5 separate regions of the Homo sapiens genome follow, and all the other regions are linked to region 2. Evidence: chromatin loops called from intact Hi-C (ENCODE). Cell type or tissue: MCF 10A. All regions are shown on one strand. Region 1 has its middle 22 kb from the start of SLC10A1. Region 2 holds the start of SMOC1 (SPARC related modular calcium binding 1). Region 3 overlaps SMOC1 (SPARC related modular calcium binding 1). Region 4 overlaps SLC8A3 (solute carrier family 8 member A3). Region 5 overlaps SMOC1 (SPARC related modular calcium binding 1).

Evidence for each region. A loop is a pair of places that touch in the nucleus more often than their neighbours do. Peaks named below come from ENCODE experiments on the same cell type or tissue, not always from the same donor. Only the 100,000 strongest peaks of a DNase experiment are listed, where the experiment ranks them.
Region 1: a loop joins it to region 2, with 9 times the contacts of the local background. A loop is called at or near these places in 9 of 110 quality-filtered maps.
Region 3: a loop joins it to region 2, with 15 times the contacts of the local background. A loop is called at or near these places in 40 of 110 quality-filtered maps.
Region 4: a loop joins it to region 2, with 13 times the contacts of the local background. A loop is called at or near these places in 4 of 110 quality-filtered maps.
Region 5: it touches region 2 in a loop (15-fold over the local background); 39 of 110 quality-filtered maps call a loop at or near these places.

Annotation. Positions count from the first base shown.
Region 1 is chr14:69,816,584-69,821,583 of GRCh38, forward strand. No RefSeq gene overlaps it. Among named protein-coding and RNA genes, the nearest start is that of SLC10A1, 22 kb to the left of the region's middle. In MCF 10A, CTCF peaks have their summits at 2,297 (motif pointing right) and 2,509; a DNase peak (open chromatin) is centred at 2,298.
Region 2 is chr14:69,874,798-69,879,797 of GRCh38, forward strand. It overlaps SMOC1 (SPARC related modular calcium binding 1), which reads left to right and starts at 4,619. Exons shown (of 12, transcript NM_001034852.3): 1 at 4,619-4,980. The coding sequence starts at 4,882. RefSeq lists a silencer at 4,717-4,806. In MCF 10A, a CTCF peak has its summit at 2,876 (motif pointing right); DNase peaks (open chromatin) are centred at 2,934 and 4,564.
Region 3 is chr14:70,010,493-70,015,492 of GRCh38, forward strand. SMOC1 (SPARC related modular calcium binding 1) reads left to right here. Exons shown (of 12, transcript NM_001034852.3): 8 at 262-454; 9 at 993-1,075; 10 at 2,894-2,999. Among named protein-coding and RNA genes, the nearest start is that of SNORD169, 35 kb to the left of the region's middle. RefSeq lists an enhancer at 121-1,320. In MCF 10A, a CTCF peak has its summit at 2,988; a DNase peak (open chromatin) is centred at 2,969.
Region 4 is chr14:70,071,720-70,076,719 of GRCh38, forward strand. All of the region lies in intron 2 of SLC8A3 (solute carrier family 8 member A3), which reads right to left. Among named protein-coding and RNA genes, the nearest start is that of SNORD169, 96 kb to the left of the region's middle. RefSeq lists a silencer at 2,213-2,507. In MCF 10A, a CTCF peak has its summit at 2,433 (motif pointing left); a DNase peak (open chromatin) is centred at 2,402.
Region 5 is chr14:70,025,970-70,030,969 of GRCh38, forward strand. SMOC1 (SPARC related modular calcium binding 1) reads left to right here. Exons shown (of 12, transcript NM_001034852.3): 12 at 4,273-5,000. The coding sequence ends at 4,289. Among named protein-coding and RNA genes, the nearest start is that of SNORD169, 50 kb to the left of the region's middle. In MCF 10A, a CTCF peak has its summit at 2,020 (motif pointing left); a DNase peak (open chromatin) is centred at 2,022.

The DNA.
Region 1 (5,000 bases), 58 kb before region 2:
ACGTGGAAATAACACTGTATTTTGACCACCACGCTGTATGGGGTTAAATATTTTATTAAAATTCATCTTGCTTGCTTCATTTTACTTTAAAATCTGTCATCTAGAAAATCTACAGTTAGATACATGGCTTGTGTTTGTAGCTTGTGTGATATTTCCAGTGGACAGCAGTGGACTAGAGTGCGAGCAGTGCGTGGCAAGAAAGGCTTGGATCTGTGTTGATCCTGAAATAGAGCTGAGGAGAGCATCAGGGGTAAAGGAGGGAGAGCTGAGCCATGGGTTTATCGGTTTTCCAGGAATGAGGGATCCTGGGGAAGAAACACGTCTGGGGAGAGGCCATTCATGAATAAAATGTGCAAATGTTGAGCGGTCCCTTCATCATCCAGGTGGAGATGTGGAGTATGGGGCTGGACTTTAGAGGCAGTCAGGATGCACAATGGAAGTCATCAGCGTTTGGGTGGCATTTATAGCGCTGGGACTGCAGGAGATGATCTGGAAGTGAACATGAAGACGGAAGAGAAGAGGACTGAAGTCAGAACCCTGAGGTGCTTCAGCATTTAGAGTTGGGGAAAAGGAAGAAGATGCAAAGGAGACTGGTAAAGAATGACTAGTGAGGCCACAGAAACCCAGAAGAGTGTGGTGTCAAAACGCCCTGAAAAACCACCTGGAGGACCGGACCTAAGTGGCTGCTGCCCCCTGGAAGCAGGTCCCCCGCGGGGAGGGGGAAAGGAAGGGCTGCACTGCAATGCTTGGTTCCTTATCCTGAGCTCACCCTTCCCATCAGTCACTACACAGCAGCAGAGAGGAGGGACCTGGGCCTGGAGAGTTCCACAGAAGCCAGGGGCATGGAGATGGCCCCCACATGCCTGCTGCCTTCGCCTTTCTCTTCCAAGAATCCAGAGTGGCTGAATTGGTTCAACCCTCATAACCGATAATTCTCCTGCACTTGAATCTTACTCTCTCCAGTCTATTCTACCACACAGAATGGGACATGGAATCTCTCAAAGCCCAGCTCTGCCCTTCTCTGTCTCTCTGCCTCCTTGTCTCTCTCTCTGTCTCTCTCTCTTACTTACACACACACACACACGCACACTCACACACACCCCATTTAGCAGCCGTCAGTGTGAAATGGATTAAAATCCAAGTTCTTTTTTTTGAGACGGAGTCTCGCTCTGTCCCCCAGGCTGGAGTGCAGTGGCGTGATCTCGGCTCACTGCAACCTCTGCCTCCTGGGTTCACGCCATTCTCCTGCCTCAGCCTCCCGAGTAGCTGGGATTATGGGCTCCCGCCAACATGCCCGGCTAATTTTTTGTATTTTTACATGTTAGCCAGGATGGTCTCGATCTCCGCCCGTCTCGGCCTCCCAAAGTGCTGGGATTACAGGCGTGAGCTACCGCGCCCGGCCTAAAATCCAAATTCTTTAGCAAGACGTCCAAGGGCTTCCCTGATCTGACCCCGATCAGAATCCTTCCTGTCCTGGGGGGGCCCACCTCTCCTTGGAGGAGAGTGTTCTCTTCCTCCTTAAAGGTTTGCCACATTTGTGTGTGCTCCATGAAGGTGCTTGGTAAACATCTGGAAACCCTCAGGACACCTTCCATAGGCCCTTCTGTTCCTTGTTTCCCTGCCATGGCTTCCCCACCGGAGGATAAGCTTCTGGAAGACAGGAGCAGAGACGTGAGTGGGTGGATCGGCAGGGCAACTCTCTGGGCACCCAGTTGCACGACAGCTTTCAGGTTTCGGACTAGTTTTGGCAGTGTTATCAATAAGTGGTGACTTGTTATCCACATTTAAAATTCTTAAATTTGCCTCTCAAAAAATCGCCCAATTTAAAAAATTGCAAAAGAGAACAGAAGAGAAAAGAAAAATTACAAGAAAGTTGGAAACATTTTGCTGACAAAAAATTTTTGAGACCTTTTGGACATTGCTTTATATCTACATGCTTGTAAATGAGCTTCTTTGGTTAAGTGTGAATGATTAAAGCTTTACATGGGTACATGTAGGAAATTCCTTATTTAAGCATAAGGGATTACATGATTTTTGTTTTATTAGAGAATCCCTTCTCCAGCCAAACAAATGTTAAAGAGATTTGAAGGGGCCCCAAGTTATCATCCGCTGCCCAGAAGCCCTCATGTCTCCATCTGATTCTATAAAGGAGTGTGGGTTGGTCAGTCTTTACATTTCCTGTAACTCTTAGAACGCTGTTAAATAAGTGATGCTTTACACGTGGTAGGGCACTTGCTGTGTTCACCGGAATCAAACTAACGGACAAAATTTCAGCTGCACTTATAAATTCTACCACCAGAGGGCAGTAAGTCATCACTGATGGGATTGCCCTGCTGTCCCTTAGGTGCAGGGCAATCCCGTCAGCGGTGTTTGGGGAGGCGGGGAGGGGGGTGCGGAGTGCAGATGCGGGGGAAGGAAGGGATAAGGAAGATGTTTTCATATGGATAATCCTTTGTGGAAGCCGGAAAAACCTGCCAGAGGGATAACTCAGCTTGACCTGATTCACAGCTTCTTAAAGCACTGTGTATAAACACAACTTTCGTATTGATTTTTCTATACATCCAAATTTCCCCTTGATCTTTCAACCACAGTAGTTCTGAAATAATATACACTTCTCTTGCTTATGTGGTTCAGATCTTCTCTTCCCAATTCCAAGACTTCTAATTGGTTCATAAAGCAACATTTAAGAATACGAAGTCCACTTCCTTCCCCATTTAATAAAGGAACACCTATAGTGCCTTCTGAAGGCCTGCTATGTGCCAGGCACTTTACATATCAAGTCCTTTTTATTTATCAAAACAACCCTGTGAAACAGTTACCATTAACCCCATTTTACAAATGGGAAAACGGAGGCACAGAGAGATAAAATCATTGGTCCCAGAACAAGCCAGTGGCAGAGTGAGGATGTGAACCCAAATCTGCTGGCCTGCCCACTCATGCATGTATCCCAGTTTTTCTCCACCTCAGCCCTATTGCCGCTTTGGGCTGGATAGTTCTTTTTTGGGGGCAAGGACTGTGGGCTGTGTATTGCAGGATGTTTAGCAGCGCTATCGGCTTCTACCCCCTTGATATCAGTAGCACTCTTTCCCCTAGTTGCAACAACCAAAAATGTCTCTAGACATTGCCACAAGGCCCCTGGGTAGCAAACCGTCATCGGGGAGAACCGCTGATGTGGAAAAGCCTTGGCTGGGCTTCCGGATGCAGCAGACCAGTGTTGCCTTACAGCAGGAAGCCAGGGCTCTGTCCAGGCGCTGGCCTTCCAAGTGTCCCGCTCCAGCTGTCTTCCAGTTGCTGCTCTCTTAGAATGAGGCATCCACAGTACCTACCTGCTGCACTTCCACTTTTCTGCACCATATTCTATTTTCCAGGGCCTCCCTGGGCTTGTTGCTGGTTCTCCTGGCTGCTGGAGTGTGCACCTCTACCCCTGGAGTGTGCCCAGTGTGTCTAGCCAGTGGGGAGGGCGGTAGGCAGAGCTGGACATGGGAACTAGGTTATCTGGATACAGAAGTGCATGCAAGGCCCCTCTGCTGGAGGATGCTGTTAGAGGTGGGAAGAGAAGGGTGATGGGCTGTGGGCCAGGGTCTCCATTTGTATCTTGACTAGTTCAGGGTGGGCCTGCTTCAGACCCCTGCGGCTGGGGTAGTTGGGGGAGATGTGCTTGTAGGTGATACATTTGTGACACCCCAGTTTGAAGACCTCAGAATCACCGTGTCTGCCGACACAGAAAGGCTGTTAGGGCTCCAGGCTGTCTCCTGAATTATGTTTCTTTAGGGAAGTTTTCACCATGTTTACTGCTCACTTGGTGGTCATTTCCTACCTACAAAAGTCACTCTTTTTCTCCTGGAAAAGCAGACAGGAGTCAAACTAACAAAGGCATATGGAGAAGAGGGGCTCAGCCAGGCTCTCTTACCCACTGAGGAACCCTCACTCATGACAGCCTTCCAGTGGAGAAGCAGTCGAAATCATGGCTTGTAGCCCCCGCAATGGAAATAGCTTTATTTTTATTAGAGGAAATCATTGAAATGACTTACAGGCATACTTGACTACAAGTAATAGAGGTGTGGAAATGTTTTAACTCATTTGCAAATACTTGAAGTACAAAATTTACTCAGAATTCTCATTAATGGGTATTTATTTATTTTTAATTTTATTATTATTATACTTGTTTTAGGGTACATGTGCACAACGTGCAGGTTTGTTACATATGTATACATGTGCCATGTTGGTGTGCTGCACCCATTAATGGGTATTTATAATGTTGCTTTCAATCATTTAAACACAATAAATAATACATATCTGTCAACAGAGGACTGGTTATAAATTTATAGCACATCCGCATGCTGGAACCCAAGGCAACCATTACAGCCAGCAGCAAACTTAAAAAGATGAGGCACACTGGGTGTGGTGATGCACGTCTGTGTATCAGGTACTAGAGAGGCTGAGGTGGAGAATCCTTGAGCCCAGGAGTTCAAGTCCAGCCTGGGCAACATAGCAAGACCCTGACTCAAAAAAACAAAAATGAGAAAAAAAGATGAGCCAAGAGTAATTTATTCACATGACAAGTATATTCTGAGCCTATGGTATGTGTTAGTGCTGAGTAAAACCCTGGATAATAAAAACATGCTTTGACTTGCAAAGATATCCATCATAGAACATTAAGTTTAAAAAGCGAGATCACAGCATACATAATACAATCACATATATGCTATCATATATTTATACAGAGGTAACAGTAACCATTTACTAAATGCTAAGATTCACTGCACACCAAATATTAGGCTAAGCATGCATGTATGATAATTTTATTTAATCTTCACATCTATGAGGTAGGTTTTTTTTTTTCTTTTCTTTTTTTTTTTCTTCTGAGATGGAGTCTTGCTGTGTCACCCAGGCTGGAGTGAGTGGCACCACCTCAGCTCACTGCAACCTCTGCTTCCCACGTTCAATCGATTCGCCTGCCTCAGCCTCCCGAGTAGCTGGGATTACAGGCATGCACCACC
Region 2 (5,000 bases):
GGGAGGTGTCCTTAAAAAGAGGAGCATGCTCTTCTTTCCTCTTTTTCCTTCCTGTTGGCTGGAAAATAGATATGATGGCTGGGGCTTAAGCAATCATCTTGTACCACCAGGTAGAGCTGCTTATTATGACAGAGAAATAATAGAAGGAGCCTGGCTTGGAGGAAGCTGCCCGAAACTTTCAATGGAGTTGTGTACCAAAGAGAGAGCTAAATTTCTAAATTGTTTGTCACTCGAATTATTTTTGTCATGTGTATTTAAAGCTAAAGGAGTGACTTTGGTAAGGTTAAATGTCTGCGGGTAAACTTCATTTGCACACTGGGACTAATAATACTTACCTTAGCCTAATGCTAAGGTTACAGCAAGTTAGTCATAAATCTAAAAGCAGAACCTAGGAATCTTAATGTCTCAAGCTTCTAAGCTCACTAGTGTTTTTGACAAAAGTCTTGGACCTTAGATACAGTGTACCTCTTTCCATTGGTAGCTATTGTAACAAATGAAGCAAATATAAATCAGGATATATTTATGTTATAGAAGCACTCTGCTCCAGAGCCTCATTCAGGATCTACCTCCATCATGAGACCTTCCTGCCCATTAGGCCTACAGTGGGTCATCTCACTCTGAGTTCCTACAACACACTGCAGGCTTTACTCTTTTTTTTTTGAGACGGAGTCTCACTCTGTCGCCCAGGCTGGAGTGCAGTGGCGCAATCTCGGCTCACTGCCAGCTCCGCCTCCCAGGTTCACGCCATTCTCCTGCCTCAGCCTCCCCAGTAGCTGGGACTACAGGCGCCCGCCACCACACCTGGCTAATTTTTTGTATTTTTAGTAGAGATGGGGTTTCACCGTGTTCGCCAGGATGGTCTCCATCTCCTGACCTTGTGATCTGCCCTCCTCGGCCTCCCAAAGTGCTGGGATTACAGGCATGAACCACCGTGCCTGGCCAGCTTTACTCTTAAATGTGGTCCCCAGGTATCTCTCTGGTCTGTGTCTTAAATTAGATGGTAACCTCTCAGAGGGCTGGGTGTGCATCCAAAGATCCATCATAATAATGAACATTGTGCAAGGCGTAGAAGGAGGTGCATCAAAGTGCTTACTAAAAATGGATGAAAAGATTCTATTCTGAAGATGAGATGAGGAAAGAATCCTCTGGATTATATAGAAACACAGATATATATATATATATTTCTTTTTTTCTAGATGGAGTCTCGCTCTGTTGCCCAGGCTGGAGGGCAGTGGTATGATCTTGACTCACTGCAACCTCCATCTCCCAAGCAATTCTCCTGCATCAGCCTCCCGAGTAGCTGGGATTACAGGCATACACCACTGCACCCGGCTAATTTTTCTATTTTTAGTGGAGATGAGGTTTTGCCATGTTGGCCAGTCTGGTCTCAAACTCCTGGCCTCAAGTGATCTGCCCACATCGGACTGTCAAAGTGCTGGGATTACAGGGGTGAGCCACCGCGCCTGGCCAGAAACACAGATATATTTGAAACTGGCATTTCTAGTTAGTACTAAATATTTGAGGCCTTCAGACCTCAATCTGTGATATAAAGTATTAATTTTCATCTACTGAAATATCCCATTGCAAATAGAAGTCCCACAAGACAAGGAGTATGACTGAAACTGGACAAACCAGATGCCAAGATAGTCAGATTATTTTTGGACCATGAGTCTGGCCTCCAGGGAAAGAAGAAACTTGTCAATTTTACTTTTTTTGCTTGGATCAGAAGATTAAGCCTGGCAGAGAGATACTGTTTGGGACTAGTGGTTCTCTGGAATTCCTAACCTTCTCTGGGCTTGGGAGGAGTTGGGAGAAGAAAATGCATCATCTGAATGATGGCCATGGTTACAACAGGCCTCATATGCCAACCAGAGGGAAAGAAAATACTTGCTGAGCAGAGTAACTGGAAAGCAGTTGCTCATAGTTTGAACTAAACTACATGATTGAAATCCAGAATAATGTAGATTTTTGGACCAGTGAACACTTGGAAATAAGCTTTCTGGCTGGAAAGCAGCATTTGATGTTAGGGATGGAAAGGGCTATTGCAATGCTTTTTCCCTGGGCACTTTGTGCTGCCAGATACTCAGGGCCATCTGAAGCATATTTACTTACTCCAGCAGATTTCTCAATAGTTCCAGCAACAGGAAGGAGTTGACCAGCTTGATAGGTGAATGTAGCCAGGTGGTAGAGTCAGGAAAAGCCTGTCACACTGCTGAGCCCGATGGTAACAGTTCCATCCTGTTGAGCCCCTGGAGGGTGAACACTTAGGTGGACACATGGATATTGATGTCAGTGCTGCACAGGGCACGGTACTGGACAAGTGTCACAAGTCCAGCTGGGCAAACTCCAGGATGCCAGGTCACAAGGGCTGTTTCCAGGAAGGGCTGACCCCTGATGTTTACATCCTTTTCCTCTGAAGCTCAGTGGAGCTCACCAGTCTCAGTTCACCTTGTAGGCCACTGAAGAAATTCCCAATTAGCACAGAGGAACGTCCAACCCTATGGGATTTGAGACTGGAGATTGCAGCCATCACATGATGGAAGCAGAATTAGACTCCAAAAACCTTGCCTTGAGTCTCGGCGTCTCGGCTCTGTCATTTGCCAGCCAAATGAGGCCAGGCAAGTCACAATCTCATGGAGTATTCACTTATCTACCTGTAAAGTAGGAATGTCTGACCTATTTCAGAAGATTGTTCTGAGGATAAAATGAGATGAGGCATTTGTCCTGTCCTCTTCAAATGCCATATTGTGATACTTTTCACTTAATTATTTTAAGGGCTTTAAAGACTCCATCTCCTTTACTTTTGACAACATCTCATGGCAGGGGATACTATTTTTATCCCCATTTTACAGAGAGAAAAACGGGACCCTGGATGAGTCAAGTGACTTCTTCAAGCTTATACCACTAGGTGGCAGACTCAGGATTTGAACCCTGCTGTACAGCTCCAGAGTCTGTCTGACCAAAGCACTCATTCCCAGTGGAGGAAAAGATAGACCATTCTTTTAGAAGTGCGCTTCATTTTTGTTTGGAGAACCACAAGTACTTTGTTATTGTTCCAGCATCCAGTCTGAGCTTTCTTGTCAGAGGGCAATGGGGAGAGGGGAAGTCGTTTAAGCAGGGAATGGTGAGTTCCGGTTTGCTGCTTAAAAGGATCACTGGCTTCTAAATAGCGAATAGACACACTGGCTGCCGTGTGGAGGTTGGATGGGGCCAGTGTGGAGAGAGGGCAAAACTGAATTCAGGAGTCAGGTGCGAAGCTGTTTCATGGAATCCAGGAGAGAAGCCCTGAGGGAGCAGAGCTAATCTTAGGACCTCTCAGACCAGATAGGGAGGGGGAGTGTGGCACTGATGCTTACAATCAAATTATAGAAAAGAATCCCTCCCTGCGAAGTAGCCCATACTGATGGAAGTAAGCACTAAAGGTTGTTCTCCACATAAGGAGATCGCTCTGGGTTTCATTTTGCGCCCCCCCGCCCCCTTCCCTGTGATTTCCTGGAGATGTCAGTCTCACTGAAGGCAGCTGAGCACCTTGCTCTGTTGAGGAGCCGGTGTGATGCAGCTGTGACCATTCCCAAGATGGCCTTCCGGGGATGGCCCTGGGCAGAGCCCCCCAACATCTGACTGAAGCTCCGCTGAGCTGTCCTCTCCAAGAGGGTCGGGCACCCGGGAGAGATCTCCTCTCCTTGTTCTACCCCATCTCTGGGATCTCTGCATCCTCAGACTGCCGCCTCCTCATCTATACTTTTCCTCCTTGTCTCCCATCAGGGGACCAGGGCCTCTCTGCCCGCCTCTTCCAGAGCTGCTGGGCTATAGAGAGGCTGCCCCTTGCCCTCCAGTTCAGAGGGGGAAGCTAGGATGCCTGAGTTCCAATCCTGGATCATACGGACCATAGGGCTGGGAGATGTGTGTGTGTGTGTGTGTGTGTGTGTGTGTGTGTGTGTGTGTGTGTGTGTGTGTAGGGGGTTACCGTACCCAAGAGGCCCTCCCCAGCGGCCAATGCCCAGCACACGCTTCACCTTGTCCCTTGCGACTTCTCCCGGGGCAGCCGCTGTGAGACTCAGGATGTCACCTCCCAGGGAGAGTCTTTGAAAGAAGTGGATGCTCCCATTCCCCACTCCAACGCCACAGCCCACCCTGTGCGGGTCATCCAGCGACTTCCCAGTTACTCTTCCCAGATGCAGCAGGGAGGCAGATCTCTCGGCGCCTTCGTGTCACAGCATTCTCATCTGATAAATGGGGCTAGGAGTATTTTCCCTGCCTACTTCACCAGGATGTTGGGACAATCACGAGCTTGAGCTAAGAAATATACATGCTTAAGGCATTATTATTAGCCAGGTGAGCCTTCTGGTGGGTGCCGGCTGCTGGGGCTCTCTCAGGCTTCCTCGGGCAGGAGTGCCGGGAGAAAGTTACTCTTTATCCCACTCTCTCCCGGGGCCTACTCCCGCGGAGCTCCTCGGCGGGGGGTTGACCACGAGTGGCTCCTCTTGCCCCTCTCCCATTGGCTTTCACCTGCCAGAGGGTCGGCTTCAACAGGCCTCTTGGCCCGTCAATCAGGCCCGCCGTGCTCCGCCCCGCCCCTCCCGGGGGTTTATAACGGGAATTCCCATGGCCCGGGCTCAGGCGTCCAACCTGCTGCCGCCTGGGCCCCGCCGAGCGGAGCTAGCGCCGCGCGCAGAGCACACGCTCGCGCTCCAGCTCCCCTCCTGCGCGGTTCATGACTGTGTCCCCTGACCGCAGCCTCTGCGAGCCCCCGCCGCAGGACCACGGCCCGCTCCCCGCCGCCGCGAGGGCCCCGAGCGAAGGAAGGAAGGGAGGCGCGCTGTGCGCCCCGCGGAGCCCGCGAACCCCGCTCGCTGCCGGCTGCCCAGCCTGGCTGGCACCATGCTGCCCGCGCGCTGCGCCCGCCTGCTCACGCCCCACTTGCTGCTGGTGTTGGTGCAGCTGTCCCCTGCTCGCGGCCACCGCACCACAGGCCCCAGGGTAAGTGCGCCCCCAGCTTT
Region 3 (5,000 bases), 140 kb after region 2:
TTGCTGCAGTTGAACCTATTTGGTGGGAATGCTAATGAATGCTGGCAGCAGAGATGGCCACAGGGAGGTTCTGAACCTCCAGGCCCCTCAGCATGCGCTGGCATGGGAGACAGCTCTCTGTGGTAATTCATCAATGGGGCAGCTCATCAGTTCCTGGGTCCAGGCCTGGTCCTTGCTACTTACTTTGGATGCTGGGCACAGAAGACAGGAGTGTTAAATCACAGGAGTGATAGTCACCACAGGCTGTGTCTTCTCTTGCAGAGAAAGTCTATTCGTGTGACCAGGAGAGGCAGAGTGCCCTGGAAGAGGCCCAGCAGAATCCCCGTGAGGGTATTGTCATCCCTGAATGTGCCCCTGGGGGACTCTATAAGCCAGTGCAATGCCACCAGTCCACTGGCTACTGCTGGTGTGTGCTGGTGGACACAGGGCGCCCGCTGCCTGGGACCTCCACACGGTAAGCCCCCCAGACTGGGTCCTGGGAAAAACGCACCTGCTGGCTGTTATCCATGCTGGCATCTCCCAGTGTTCCTGCCCTGGTCTGGTGGGAGATGAGTGCCTGGGAGAGCCATGTTTTCAATGAGTAGAAGAGTTTCAGGTAGAAAGACCCTGGGACCTGGATTCTGGTCACAGGCCTGTCTCTTTCTAACTTAAGACCTTGGAACAGTACTTAACCTCTCTGAACGTCAGTTTCCTGATGAGATTATTGCCCTTTCTAAGCCACTAGCTTCCATGGATCAAAAAAGATACTGCGTGCAGCTCAAGTATCATTGTTATTATGCTTGAGTGGTTGAAATGACATGCCTGAACATGTCTCAGTGGGAACATTGATGCTAAGATTGCCTTGTAGCTGCCGGGCAGCGCAAGAGATATCGTTCTGCCCACCCTCAGTGCTTTAGGCTTGGTGACAACATAGATCATTGCTGGGCAGTAGTGACTGAAGTAGGCTCAGTTGCCAGCCCCTCCCAACCCCCCCCATATCTCTCTTTTCCCAGCTACGTGATGCCCAGTTGTGAGAGCGACGCCAGGGCCAAGACTACAGAGGCGGATGACCCCTTCAAGGACAGGGAGCTACCAGGTGGGAGACGATGCTGCCCTGCCGGCGCCATCACCTCCTTCTGTTCCTCCACCCTCTCATTATGCAGAAGAAGCTGTCTCCTCTTTGTCTGTTTCCCCATGTGTAAGATGGAGCCAGGAGCCGTGGGATCTACATCCTGGTCTGGGATTTATCCCTAATTAGCTCTGCTCTTGTGCACATTGCTTCTCTTCCTTGTGCCTCTTCGTCTTTATAATGCAGTCATCGGGTTAAAATCCCGTCTGCAGTTCCACAATGCGTTGTCCATCTGAGGTCCATGAGGACAATGTTTTGAGCACTGTGAGTTATTTTTTCCAGAGCTGTGAGGATAAGATAGCTTATAGGGAGGGGCTGTCCTGAGCGATGTGGACAGTGTCTGTTGCTTGCTCTGAAGAGGCAGATGACCCCTGGTGACACAGGACGACCATGGAGTGTGACACAAGACACATAGGCAGGGCCCTGGTACCTCCAAATGGCTGATGTGCGGGTTTCCCCTTATTTATAGCAATCTCTGCCTGCAAGTTACAGTAACATTACTAAATATTGGTGGCTTGGAATCTTATTGTCTTTACACAGCACAAAGTCAGATTAGTGCTGGTGGGAAATGGGCCACCTTCCCATGACCTATCAGGACTCCAAGTGAGAACTGAAAGCAGAGAGTTCTAAGAGTCAGGGATTTTCCACACGAGGTTTGTAGAAATCACCCCATCACAAGAATGGAGTCATGGTGGCCAGGGTACCCCTTTTAGCTAACCCCTCAACAAATGTGAATTGAGATTCTACTATGTGCCAGGCACTGGGTATAATCTAGTGGTCAAAGTTGACATGAGACTTACAGAGTGGAGGAGACAGATTGGATATGAATAAATGAATACAGGCATTTATAGATAGTTGTGGTGGGTACTCTGAGGGAAAAGCGGAACATGCTGTGAGAATGGCAGGGAGAACCTGCTTTAGATTCCACAGCTTCTCTGAGAAGCAAGTGTTGAACCTGAGACCTGGAGGATTTGGGGACAGAAGAGAATGAGCTAGTTGCTAATTTCTATGTGGAGTTGCTTTGGAGAGGAGCACTGGGAGTAGTGTAGAGGGCCCATTTGGTGCTGGTGATCGTGACTTTATAGGACACCCATTTATCCAGTTGTGTGGTGGTGTTTTCCCCAGCTACGTGGTGTAGACATGGAAAAGGCACATCTATAGAAGGTTCTTCTGTGCTTTACTGTGTTTTCCTGGAATAATACAAGGAGGAAAAAAGGAACAAGGACTTGGGAGTATTTACAAGAGAGATGCTGTAGTTATAATGTAAGATGGTTGAGGAGGGAAGTGAAAAAAGGAGGAGGCTCTTGGATGGATCTGGTGGTAGGTGTACTTAAGTCAACTTTGACCACTGGGGGTTCTCTCCCTCCTTTGTGCTCCCACAGCCCCTAGTTCTTACCCCTAGCACAGTATTTTTCTCACTTTAGGACGACTGCTTGGCTATTAGCTTGAGTTCCCCTGTAGATGTGAACTTTACAAGGATAAGGACCTTCTGTATTGTTAACTCTGTATCTCTAGCGTTTAACATGGTGCCTGAGTTGATGTCTAGCAAAAATGTGTGGAATGGAAGAAAATTGAAAGCATTATTTGGTCTGATGGTCCTTTGTGGGGTATGGGTAAAGGAACTATGGAAGTTTATGAGACTCATCTGATCAGTAAACAAATCACTAAAGTGGATTTGGCTGGACAAGAAGGGCTTTGAGAAGTTTAGGAAAGGATGGTAGTTGAGAAAGCTGTTGACTTGATTATTATCTGGCATCTACCTTCAAATCTCATTTTATCTTTTAGGCTGTCCAGAAGGGAAGAAAATGGAGTTTATCACCAGCCTACTGGATGCTCTCACCACTGACATGGTTCAGGCCATTAACTCAGCAGCGCCCACTGGAGGTGGGAGGTGAGATTGTGAGCAGGAATCAGGCCCAGGAGAAAAATGTGGGGCCCCTGACTTTTCAAATGCTGAGGGAGGGTGAGAGAGTGGGCAGGGTTTGAGGAGGGCAAGGGCTGGAAGTTGATCTTTTTCCTGAAACCATGTACCCATAGCTTTGACCCGCCTTCTGTCAAAAATCTTCCTGCCCCTCTACCTTCCCTATTCTTTGGGAGCTGCTTGTCCCTAGCTTTTAGTTACCTGATTTATAGGAAAGTCCAGGGCTGTCTGGGACTTCCAGCTGTTTAATCTCAGAAGGTGATGGGTTGGAGTGAGAGTTCTGAATGGCAGGAAGGGTGATGGTTATATCATGGGAACAGGGAGGCAGAGAGGGAGCACAAAGCACTTTGCAATTTTCTTCTCTCCTAGAAGGCAGGAACCAAATGCCTTTTTGGCATCCTGAGAATTCCAAGGAGCTCTTGGCAATGGAACTGGACACTCATATAGCCAAATACAGCTCAGGTCAGGAATTGAGGTGGTAGCTGAGGCAGTCCTGATGTGAGGCTGAAATGCACATGCTCCCCAGTAACCAGCATTGCTGGCACTCATGAGTTTGGGCCCATTAGGCCAGTCGGTTGGAGATGCATGCACGCATTCATCCATCCGCTTACCACCTTTTGAACATGGAAAACACAGCAAACACTGGGCTAAGGATGAGGTATCTGGGGATAGAGGCATGTCCCACCTTCAAAGGATGCAGCTTAGCGGGGATACTAGACCATAGATAGATACTTACAAAATCTGTGGTGAGTGCTAGGACAGAGGTGGAAGAATGGAGAATGGTTGTCTCACTCAGTCTGGAGGAGTCAGAGCAGGCTTCCTGGAGAAGGTGATATCTGAGCTGAGTTTTAAAGAATGGGTAGGACTTATCTACCTATCAAAGAAAAGATAGGTAGATAAAGAAAAGAGAAAGCCATTCCAGAGAGAAGGAAAGGATACTGTGGCTCCAAGAAAGTGCATGTCTGTGGTTCAGTTAGCTTGGGCTGGGGTGGATAGGCGGAGGAGGAGGAAGCAGAGGAGGTAAGAGTGGTAATCGTGAGATGGAAGAGGTGGGCAGGACTCAGATCCCGAAAGTCCTGTGAGACATGCTGAGTAAGACTTCTGCTCATGCTCATGAAGCCAGAAGGGGAAGCACAGCAGAGACTGTTGGAGACAAGTGTGGTAGTGTCTAGGCTCCTTACAGCAGGAGGGGAGGTACTCTAGGCTTGGCAGGGATGGGCAGCCTGCTCTGAACTTATATGGCTCACTGAGGAGGGAGCGTTAGTCCCCCGGCATCTGCCCAGAGGCAGAGCTGTTATCCATAAGGCAAGGAATGCCACAAAGAGAACAAGCCTAGGCCTTGGAAGGACCCCAGCATAGCTCCCTCAGTGGTGATTGGCAGGACCATGTGGTATGTGTTTAGGGTAGGAGTTTAGGGCTCCAAGTGGAGCTGTCGACGTTTCTGCATCCTGAGGCAGAAGAAGGCAGCCATTTTGAAAACCCAATTTTATATCAAATCAAAGTGAGTGCACACAATAGCCAAGATATGGAAACAACCTCAATGCCCATCAATGGATGACTAGATAAAGAACATGCGGTATTTGTATACAGTGGAGTAATATTCAGTCTTAAAAGAGAGAGAAATCCTGTTATATTGGGGGCATTATGCTATGTGAAATGAGCCAGTCACAAGCACAAATGCTGCATGATTCCACGTACATGAGGTACCTGAAACAGTTAGACATGTAGAAGCAGAGAGCAGAATGGTGGTTGCCAGGGGTTTGGGGAGTTGCTAACCAATGGGTGTCAAGTTTCAGCAAAGCAAGATGAATGAGTCCCAGAGATCTGCTGTCCAACATTGTCCTTATAGTTAACAGCACGGTGCTATACACTTAGATGTTTGTTAACAGGCTAGATCTCCTGTTTAATGTTCTTACCACAATAAAATTAACAACAACAACAAAAAAAAAACGAAAGAAGAAAAAAGAAAAA
Region 4 (5,000 bases), 200 kb after region 2:
GAACTTGCGAGATAATAAATGGGTATTGCTTTAAGCCTCTACGTTTCTGACAATTTGCTACACAGCAACAGACAACTAATATGGAAGGCTTATTTATTTTATGGAGGCAGGAACCTGAGCTAAATGATCTCTTGGAACTACCCTACACCATCTATTTTGTGAACAAAAAGAGTGTTTCGGGGTGCGTGTGAGAACGTGCACAGACTCCCCTTTTGCTTTGGTATCTATTCTGGACCCTCCTTTGAGCCCTCTGCTGCATGCAGCTTCTACATACCTGTGACTAGCTGGACTCATCAGAGATAACCTACTGAGGATGTGGCTTCCCCTAGGGAAAGTGTAGGAACATTTTGTCTCTACTGACAGTAAAGAGCTGACTGCTGGACATGTTTATGGATGTAGACCCATTTGAGGACTTGATGCTCATTCTGTTAATTCTGAAATGTCTGGGTTTATAACTGGGCATCACAGCCCATGGGTACTCCTCTGCTTTCCTAATTACCCACTTTCCCAGTGCCTGGAGAGCGTGTTACCTGTGGCTAGAGGGAAAGGGACATCTGAGGTAACTGCATGATTATGGACCTAGGGTTCAGGATATGATCACAGGCAAGGCAGTGCCAAAAACCTCAAAAGGATCACTCACTCTGTTTCCCAAAGGTCAGGGCAAAAAGAGGGAATTTCTAATTTTTTAGACATTATTCTTTTAAAGTAGATGCCTTTTTTTTTAAGGTTTTCATGCCTTGTAGGGTAGCTCTACAGGGTAGAAAATATTTTAAAATCACAAAATTTTATTCTCCCCTTCCTTTCTTACAGAATAAAGACTTAAGGATTCCAATTCATCCTAAGAATTGGAAACTCTCTGTAATGTCTATCTATCCGTCCATCCATCCATCCATCCATCCATCCATCCATCCATCTCTGCAACCTGAACTTTTCTTTTTTTGTGAGAGAAAAAAAAGAAAGCTCTCTCACCCAGGCTGAAGTGTAGTAGCATGATCTCGACTCACTGCAACCTTTGCCTCCCAGGCTCAAATGATTCTCCTGCCTCAGCCTCCCGAGTAGCTGGGATTACAGGCATGCGCCACTAAACCCAGCTAATTTTTGTATTTTTAGTCGAGATGGGGTTTTGCCATGTTGGCCCGGCTAGTCTCAAACTCGTGACCTCAGGTGATCCGCCTGCTTTGGCCTCCCAAAGTGCTGGGATTACAGGCATGAGCTACCATGCCTGGCCTGCCACCTGATATTTTCAAATTTTTCCATACAAACTCTGCACTTCAATTATCTTCATTATGCCCCAAACATGTCATTCCTCTGCTCACCCTGAGAATTCTTCCTCTTACCCTTCCCTTCCCTTCCCTTCCCTTCCTTCCTTCCACTCTTCCATAATAAAGATTTCCCTCCTTCTTTGCTGCCCTATGGTGGGAAGTGCTTTATATTACTGCTTATGTGTGTATTCATGTGAGTGGGGGTATGACGGAGTGGGCTGAGGGTTAGGAACGTTGCACTATACATTAGAGGGAGGATCTGGCCTTCTTGAAAGTAGTCTCTGTATGAGTGTTACCCAGTTATTCTCAAAGGGGAATTTAATCTTCAACCTCCATATCAGTGGGTCTGTGAAGGTTTCATCTCTGCATGTGACTCAGTTACTTACAGCTCCATTTGGGCCCCAAGTTTGTCCTGACTCACTTCAAGGGGGCTGGGGTGAGGGAGACAGGAATATTCACAACTCCAATTCTCTCTTTTTTCTAAGTCAAGAGAAGTAAATATATATATATATGCATGCCAGTAGTCTGGGAATAAATGATTGCTGTGCCCTGAAGTTGATAAATCCCCTTCTTGGAAAGGCAGTGAGAAGAATCTATAAAATCATTTTATTTAACAGTGTATCTGTTCCCAGCACTGAAGAGAACAAGTGGCTGGTTATCTGATTCATGGCTTTAGAGATGTTGGATCTCTCTGTCTTGTCTTCTCTCACTGCTGGGAATCTTATTTTGAGAGAACAAATTTGATCCAAGTAGAAAAGAGAGAAGTTTGTATTGTATACACGTGAAACACTGGGTCCAAACAAAACCTTCTAATAATTAGGAAGAGAGAGGAGCTGGCTCTTCAGGACTTGGGTCAAATGCAGTCAAAACGCCCTGCCTTCCACCTTAATTCCCTGTCCACTCAAGCTCTGAGAAAGCCCATATTTCTGGTGGATAATTTCTAGAGATCCTTGTAAATAGCAAATCCAGGAAAGATTGCTGTCCCTGGGCTGAGCAGAGAAAATATTTCAATTAGAGACTTAACTGCATGGGAGATTAGCTGATTCTATAGACATTTTCTTGACTGAACCCATCAGGGACTACACTAAAGCAAAGCTGCAGTGTTGCACAACTGCACTGGGCTCCAGGCACATAGAAGCCAATGAGAATGCTGCCCCCTGGTGGTGTGCAGCACAGTGGCACTGGATGACAGAACAGCCTACAGGTTGCATGTTAGCTACTGTCCCCATTTGGGGTGTGTTGAATTGTGGGTCCCAAAGGGGTTGTCAGAAATTTCCACCTGTGAGAATTCGAGATGACCTGTTTTCCAATTTAGAGTTCTTCCCTTTTTCTCCCAGTCAAAGGGGAAATTCTTGTTTTATACCACCTGGAGACAACGTAGGTCCCAGGCTATTGAAGGGTTGGAGTCAGTGGGCCTAAGTGCTTGTCCCAGCTCGGCTGCAGGAATAGTGGATCCTTTGTGCTAATGTGACAATCTAGCCTGCTGCTAGTTTCACAGAACCTAGTGACCTTGGGAGGAACATAGTAGGCAAACTACTTGGGAGATAGACTTTAAAAGCAGAAGCTGAGATTATCACAAAGGTGGGGAAGGGAGACAGAAATCCTATTTCCTCTATGCTTAAAGGTCTGAAGTTATTCTTATGGTCAAAGCAAGAGGCTGATATAGAACAGACAGGCATAGATCCAGGACAGGGATCAGGGTGAGACTAGTAAGTCAGAGGTGCAACATTTAAGGGTACACCTAAAAACTCAGTAATCAAGATCAATAATATTTTAATGCAATGATTTTTAAAAGTTGCAATTAATGCAACAAATCCATGATAAACAAAATATCAAAATGTTAATAAAGACAGGTTCCTATCCTGCCCTTGCTGACTCACTTCATTTACCTTGCCCTAACCCTAACCCTAGGGAGGCGACTCTAGTGGTCCTCTGATGCCTTGTGGTGTAATAGAGAGAATGACAGTAGGAAGAGTCGAGTTTGAGTTCCGCTGCTGCTGCTTACTTACTACAGGTTCTCCTAAGCCTAAACAAGGAAGACAAGAGATTGTTTCTCTTTTGAGATTGTTATGGGTCATGATATGAACAAAAAAAATACAACTCTTGTTTTTGGAAACTGCAGGTCTCCTTCAACTGTGTGTATGTGTGTGTGTGTGTGCGCGCATGTGTGTGCGTGCGTGTGTGCGTGTGTGTTTAATATAACTAGGGCTTTTAGTTCACCCTCCAGAGCTAACCCCTTAAGCCTTTCAGGAAGCCAGACAACGTTCTCAGCCTTTCGGGCTCTCTGTTCGTCTCTTCCTTCACTCCTCACTGGCCCTTCCTTTTCTCTCTCACCAGAGGAACTATCTGCCCTTTGCAAGAGCTCAGCTCCCACGTGCCTGCCCAAGGTTTGCCATAGGCCGCGTATCCTTCTTATTTTTAGGCAATAGGGAGGAAATGGGAGGAGGGTGGAGTGTCTTCTTTGAGGACATTGCCTTTGAACTGTGCTCTGGAAAGGTGGTGTCCAGTTTTCTCTGGCCTTCACTTTTGCCTTCTGCCTTCTGCCTTGTTGGGCTTGCGTGAGTGGCCCGCGCTTATTTGTCAGCGTGGTCCCCCTCTGCTTGGAACCGTCTTCTCTGCCACACCACCCTACTTAAACCACTTTCTCTTCTTACCTGGCCTCTTGCAATAACCACCTAATTTATCTCCCTGCTTCCATTTCTCTTAGCCTGTTATGGTCCATTCTCTCCTCAGCAGGAGTGCTTAAAAACAATTTTTTAAAGAAAATTATAACATGCTGCTCCCCTACTTAAATCTTTCATAGGTTCCCATTGCATTTAAAATTAAAATTGAACTGCATAATCCAACCTAGGAATTCTGAAACTTTAGCATACTCGGAATCATCTGGAGGGCTCGATAAAACACAATGAGGTGCCCCATCCCAGAGTTTGTGACTCAGCAGGTCTGGGTGGGGCCTGAGAATTTGCATTCCTAACAAGTTCCCAGGTAACATTGATGCTGCTGGCTCCAGAACCACAGTGAGAACGCTGATCAAGCCTGCAAAGCCTGACCTTGATGCCCCCACTCCCCCACTCACCTTCTACTACTTTTCCACCACCCACTCGGCCTGGTCATGCCTGCCTTTGTTCTGTTTTCTCAAATATCTTGTCCTCATTCCTGCCTCAGGGCCTCTGCACTACCTGCTTCCTCTGCCTGGAGCTTTCCTTCTCCAGATAGTCTCATGACCAGGTTCTTTTTAAATGTCTTAGCTTACATGCCACCACCTTGTCTGCCCGGTCTGCTTGGCCCTCCAGCTACTCTCCATCATATCTGTTTCCCTTTATCTTGTTTATTTATTTATCTGTAAGTGGTCTGTTTCCTTCATCAGAATAAAAGCTCCATGAGAGCAGGAACCTTGTCTGTGTTCTTTGCCAGCACCCAGCACAGTCTCTGGCACATAGACCACACGCAATATATATTTGTTGAATGAATGCATGAATGATTAATGAATACCAGTAAGTGGTGGAGCCCAAATTTGGTCCCAGGCCTTTCTCACTGCAGAGACAATCTTAATGCTTAGTGTGTGATTTGTGCTAGGGATGCTGAGGCACACACTTGGCTGGTCTCCCTGACTCTATTCTTGCACACATTACTCCCTCCCGAGCACTATTATTGGGCTACTCTTAGGAAAAGTTCACCTTGATAGCTCCTGTTTCCCTTCCCAAACAAGTCTAACCTCCTTTTCCTGGCCTTCAAAAC
Region 5 (5,000 bases), 150 kb after region 2:
AAGATGAACTTACACTGTGTTGCAGTTTACTCTTCCGATTACCCCTTGAAGCCAAAAGGATTCTCTCTCTCAATTCCTAACCTCTAGCACCGTACATGGCACCTGGTAATTCATTAAGTCCTTGTTAGATGAATGAATAAGTGAAGGAATGAATGGATGGGGGGGTTGCCCCTTCCGGTGACATTATGCTCTGACACGCTTGGAATTTGTGGTCCTTTCGCAGAGCACAGTCAGATGGCCAATGTCGGGAAGAGACCATCCAGTGTCAATGTAGACCCCAGGCATACCAGGGGCACTCCTGGGCTAAGCGATGATGCTCTGTACTGCCCCTGCCTTCGGCCCCCTTCCCGTGCTAGTAGTTCTGGTCTGCACAGCACACGGAAGCCAAGCAATGGCTGAGTGTGGTGAGCTCAGATCCACCGAGCTCAGGGACTCCTCCTAGCCTTCCTCTGAAGCCTTTCCAGGCACCAGGTGTCTGCCAGTCCCAGCTGACATACAGGACCTGACAGAAGCATCCAGAGAAAACTGAAGTAGAATGTAGATTTAGGGATCCCTGGTCATCTGGATGTTCCTCCTCAATCCAGGCTCAGCTGCAGACAAGTGTTAGTTTCAGTTATCCTCATAGCTTTGCCCACAGAGGCCCCTAGGGTGCTTTGGAGTGCAACTGTCATTCTTCTTGGCCCAATACACCCTCTTGAACCTCTCACCTCAAAGGTAGGACTATGGAAAGTCTGGCCAGAAAGCCCGTGTCTGTGACATGTCTCTGAATGTATATACACATGTCTGTTTGTGCATGTCTCTGTGGGTAGGCCTGAGTGTGCACCTGTCTGTGTTCATGTCTGTGTCTGTTTGTACATGGTCTACACTTATGTCTTTAAGTATGGCTATGTGTGCATGTCTATACACATGTGTGCATGCATTGTGCATATGTCTGTGTATGTCTGTGCATGTGTCTGCATATGTGTGTGTATGAGTGTGATGGAGTGAGGGAGAGTAGAACATTGAGATAAGAGGAAGAGGGTATGTAGGATTAATCAATGGGGTGGGGTGAAGTGGAGGCTGAGTAGACTTAAAGCCTATGCAGAGGCAGAAAGGATTCCTGTGTCCCCACTCTCCATTTCAACACACACCACAGGACACACTGCTCTGGACCCAAGCAGCCCAGAGCTAGAAGGCTCTGTGGGTCCTCTAGTCCATTTTGCAGTCTAGGAGTCAAGGCTAGCCCAGAGAGGAGTAGCGATTTGCTCAAGGGTACATGTGAGGTACCACCACTGCTGGCGCTTGGCCCAGCCTCAGGATTCCTGGGCCAGACTGCTGTCCCCTCCAGGAGAAGGACCCCAGTGTGTTTGAAGATGTCGCCTTGTGTGAGCAGGCCAGTCTTGGTTGCCTGGTGAAGCCAAGGGAGTGGCCAGTGGGGGAGTCTGGGGAAGAGGGGGAGCAGACCAGCCTGGGGGCAGCGTGGGCAGGAGTAGAGGTGTTGCAGGGGGTGAGGGTGCCACCAGCAACCTGAGTGGGGAAGCCCACAGTTTCCAGGCAGGCAGTGCCTATGGGATGACGGACCACTATTGAGAGGCCCAGGAGCAGTGTGGGTATACCATGATCAGGCACAAGTAGGGGCTGGAGTAAGTGCAGAGGCCCTGAAGTCAGATGGGCCTGGCTTGATTTTAATCCCAGCTCTGACAATTACCGGATCTTTAATCCTTGGCAAGTTACCTAAACTCTCTAAGCCTCCGTTTCCCCATTTGCAAAGTGGAGATTATAGTACCTACCTCAACGATTTGGTGAGGATGTAATCAGATAATGTGTGTGAAGAACTTAGCACGGTACCTGGTACATAGCGAAGGCACAAAAGAAATTGGTAGCGGTAGAGGAACATGTCCGGGAAAGAAGGTATGAGTTTCAGAACTGCCCCCTCCATCCCTCTGCTCTGCAGGGCGGCAGAAAAAAGCCCCTGTGGTCAATGGTGTGCAGGGGCTCCGGGAGCAGAGCCTATGCGTCGGTCATCCATCCCGTGTCGTGCGGTGCCCCCTGGTGGGCTGCGAGGGGCTTGCATGCTAGGTGGGGACAGAAGCTGGCTGGGGGAAGGATGCCGAGCTTGGGGACCAGTAGAGTTTTGGGTCCAAGGGACTGAATTTTTGGAAATTCCACTGGATCACAGATATTTTACCAACCAGACTCCTCCCTGGAGAGCTGAATTCTCTGCATAACATGCCTCTTTCTTCACTTTCCCAATTTATAAAGCACCTTCACTGGGATCATTGTCACTGTCCTGTGAGGCAGGCGGGGTGGGGTCTAGTGCCTCCTTTTCTCAGAACTATCCGCTCTTCTTTTGCCTTGTCTGAGGATGCCAACTGCCTGGGGCTCAGCCTTCTTCTCTTCCATCCTCCCTGATGGCTCAGAGCATGATTCTGGAGGCAGCTAGCTAGGTCGGAATTTGCTTTGCCGCATGGAAGCTGTGCCATCCTGGGTGGGTTACTTGATATCTCCAAGCTTCAGTTTCATCATCCTAAGATGGAGATAATTTTATCACTCTCAAATAAAGTCGCTCTGAGGATTAACTGATAGGACTTAGGTAACAGGATTAGCACATAAGCCTCCATGAAAAAGAGCTGGTTACGGCTAGCTGTCCATTTTGCTTCACACATCTCAGCCTGGTGGGCAGGACTGCTGTGCACCTCCTTTTTAGATGTGCTGACCTTTCTACTCAGCAAGGAGAGAAGCAGCTGCTGGAGGGAGTGGAGGAAAGGTGGGATTTGAAGTCAGCAGCCTGACTCTGCCGCTTCCCACCTGCCTGCCTTGGGGCTGTCACCTTCTTTTAGAGTTCATGTCCTCCTCTGTAAAATTGGATAAACCGATATCCACCCCACGCCCACTCCACCCCATGTCCGCTCTCCTTTCTTCAGTTGTAAGGAATATTGGCATAACCCAGGGGACATGGAGCTGTGGCTCACATGACCAGCGGGTGGGCTTGGGTTCTGCAGCGCTGTACACTCCTCAAAGCCCTTTCTCCTCCTCCATGAATTCAGTGGATCCTCAAGGCAATTCTGAGAGGGAGGCAGAGCAGAAGCCGTACAGCTGTGGTTCTAGCTCCCAGGCTGTAGACTGACCCAGAGAGGTTCAGGGGCATGCACAGAGTCACGTGGCCCTAAGCATCTCGGAGTGGTGGCGGGGGGCAGCTCTTGATGTGCTTGCCCCCAGCTCCTCGCTCCTCTTCAAGAGGCCAGGACCTGCTGGAGCAGGCGTGGCAGTTTCCACAATGGCTCAGCACCCTGTGGGGAGATGTGGGTGTCAGCAGAATGAGGCTGGGACTTTGTGTAAGTCGCCCCTCTGCTCTGAGCTGCTGCTGGATTCCTTCTACCTCTGACATTCTGTGACTCGGGGAACCAAGACCTGGGACAGTTCTGTCCAGGTACATCAGCACCAGAGCCCTTCTTAGTGGATAGCTGAGGGATTGCAAAGAGGTGCCCAGCAGGAGCCAGGCCTTATGGAAAAGGGACTTTGTGTGAAGGCGTTGGCCAGTAATAAGTTCACCTGAGCCATAGACACTCACAGAGCAAAAAGTAGGGCCAAACAACTTTTTGCTCTTTCCCAAGTCTGCTCTTTATTCTGAGGGTCAGAGAGGACAGAGACCCAGCATACGGAAGAAGGTGCCAGTTCTCTGGTCAAGGCCACTCAATGTCACATGTTCCTGGTTTGTTGCAGGTGGTAGCCTTGGCAGTTTCCCCCAGGCAAAATGAGCAGGCACAAACCCATTCAGTAAGTTGCCCCTTTCTGGGCTCCTCAGGGGTGAAGGGATTGGCCAGGTGACTTAAGCTCCCATTTTCAGGTTGTTTGCTGAGGACACGAGAGAACTATTGGGTCAGTGCCAATGGGATTCTGCCATCCCCACCTGTAAACAAACCCCTGTCGTTTCCACCCCAGCCCCAGGTTGAAAAGCTGGCATGTGAGAGTAGTGTGATCTGAACAGAGTGCACACCCTGCAACCCACACTTCCCTAGGCCAAGCCTCGTTCTCTCCAATGCCAGACTTATTTCAGTTGCAGTGGTGGTGCCTCATAGTGGCAAAGGACAGGCTGGTAAAACATGCTCATCTGCAAGTCCAGGCAACCTGTGCCCCACCTAGCCTCATAGAGGACAGCAGGTGGAAAAGGCTGCACTTGTGGGGAAATTGATGGACATAGCTGGATTTCTCACAAGCCCAACTCTAACTTCTTGCTTATATCTGCCCCCGACCTTTTTTTTTTTTTTTTTGCATTCTCCTTCCTTCTCTCAGTAGGACGCCTCGTCTAAGGAGCAGAAAACCCAAGGGCAGGTGGAGAGTCCAGGGAGGCAGGATGGATCACCAGACACCTAACCTTCAGCGTTGCCCATGGCCCTGCCACATCCCGTGTAACATAAGTGGTGCCCACCATGTTTGCACTTTTAATAACTCTTACTTGCGTGTTTTGTTTTTGGTTTCATTTTAAAACACCAATATCTAATACCACAGTGGGAAAAGGAAAGGGAAGAAAGACTTTATTCTCTCTCTTATTGTAAGTTTTTGGATCTGCTACTGACAACTTTTAGAGGGTTTTGGGGGGGTGGGGGAGGGTGTTGTTGGGGCTGAGAAGAAAGAGATTTATATGCTGTATATAAATATATATGTAAATTGTATAGTTCTTTTGTACAGGCATTGGCATTGCTGTTTGTTTATTTCTCTCCCTCTGCCTGCTGTGGGTGGTGGGCACTCTGGACACATAGTCCAGCTTTCTAAAATCCAGGACTCTATCCTGGGCCTACTAAACTTCTGTTTGGAGACTGACCCTTGTGTATAAAGACGGGAGTCCTGCAATTGTACTGCGGACTCCACGAGTTCTTTTCTGGTGGGAGGACTATATTGCCCCATGCCATTAGTTGTCAAAATTGATAAGTCACTTGGCTCTCGGCCTTGTCCAGGGAGGTTGGGCTAAGGAGAGATGGAAACTGCCCTGGGAGAGGAAGGGAGTCCAGATCCCATGAATA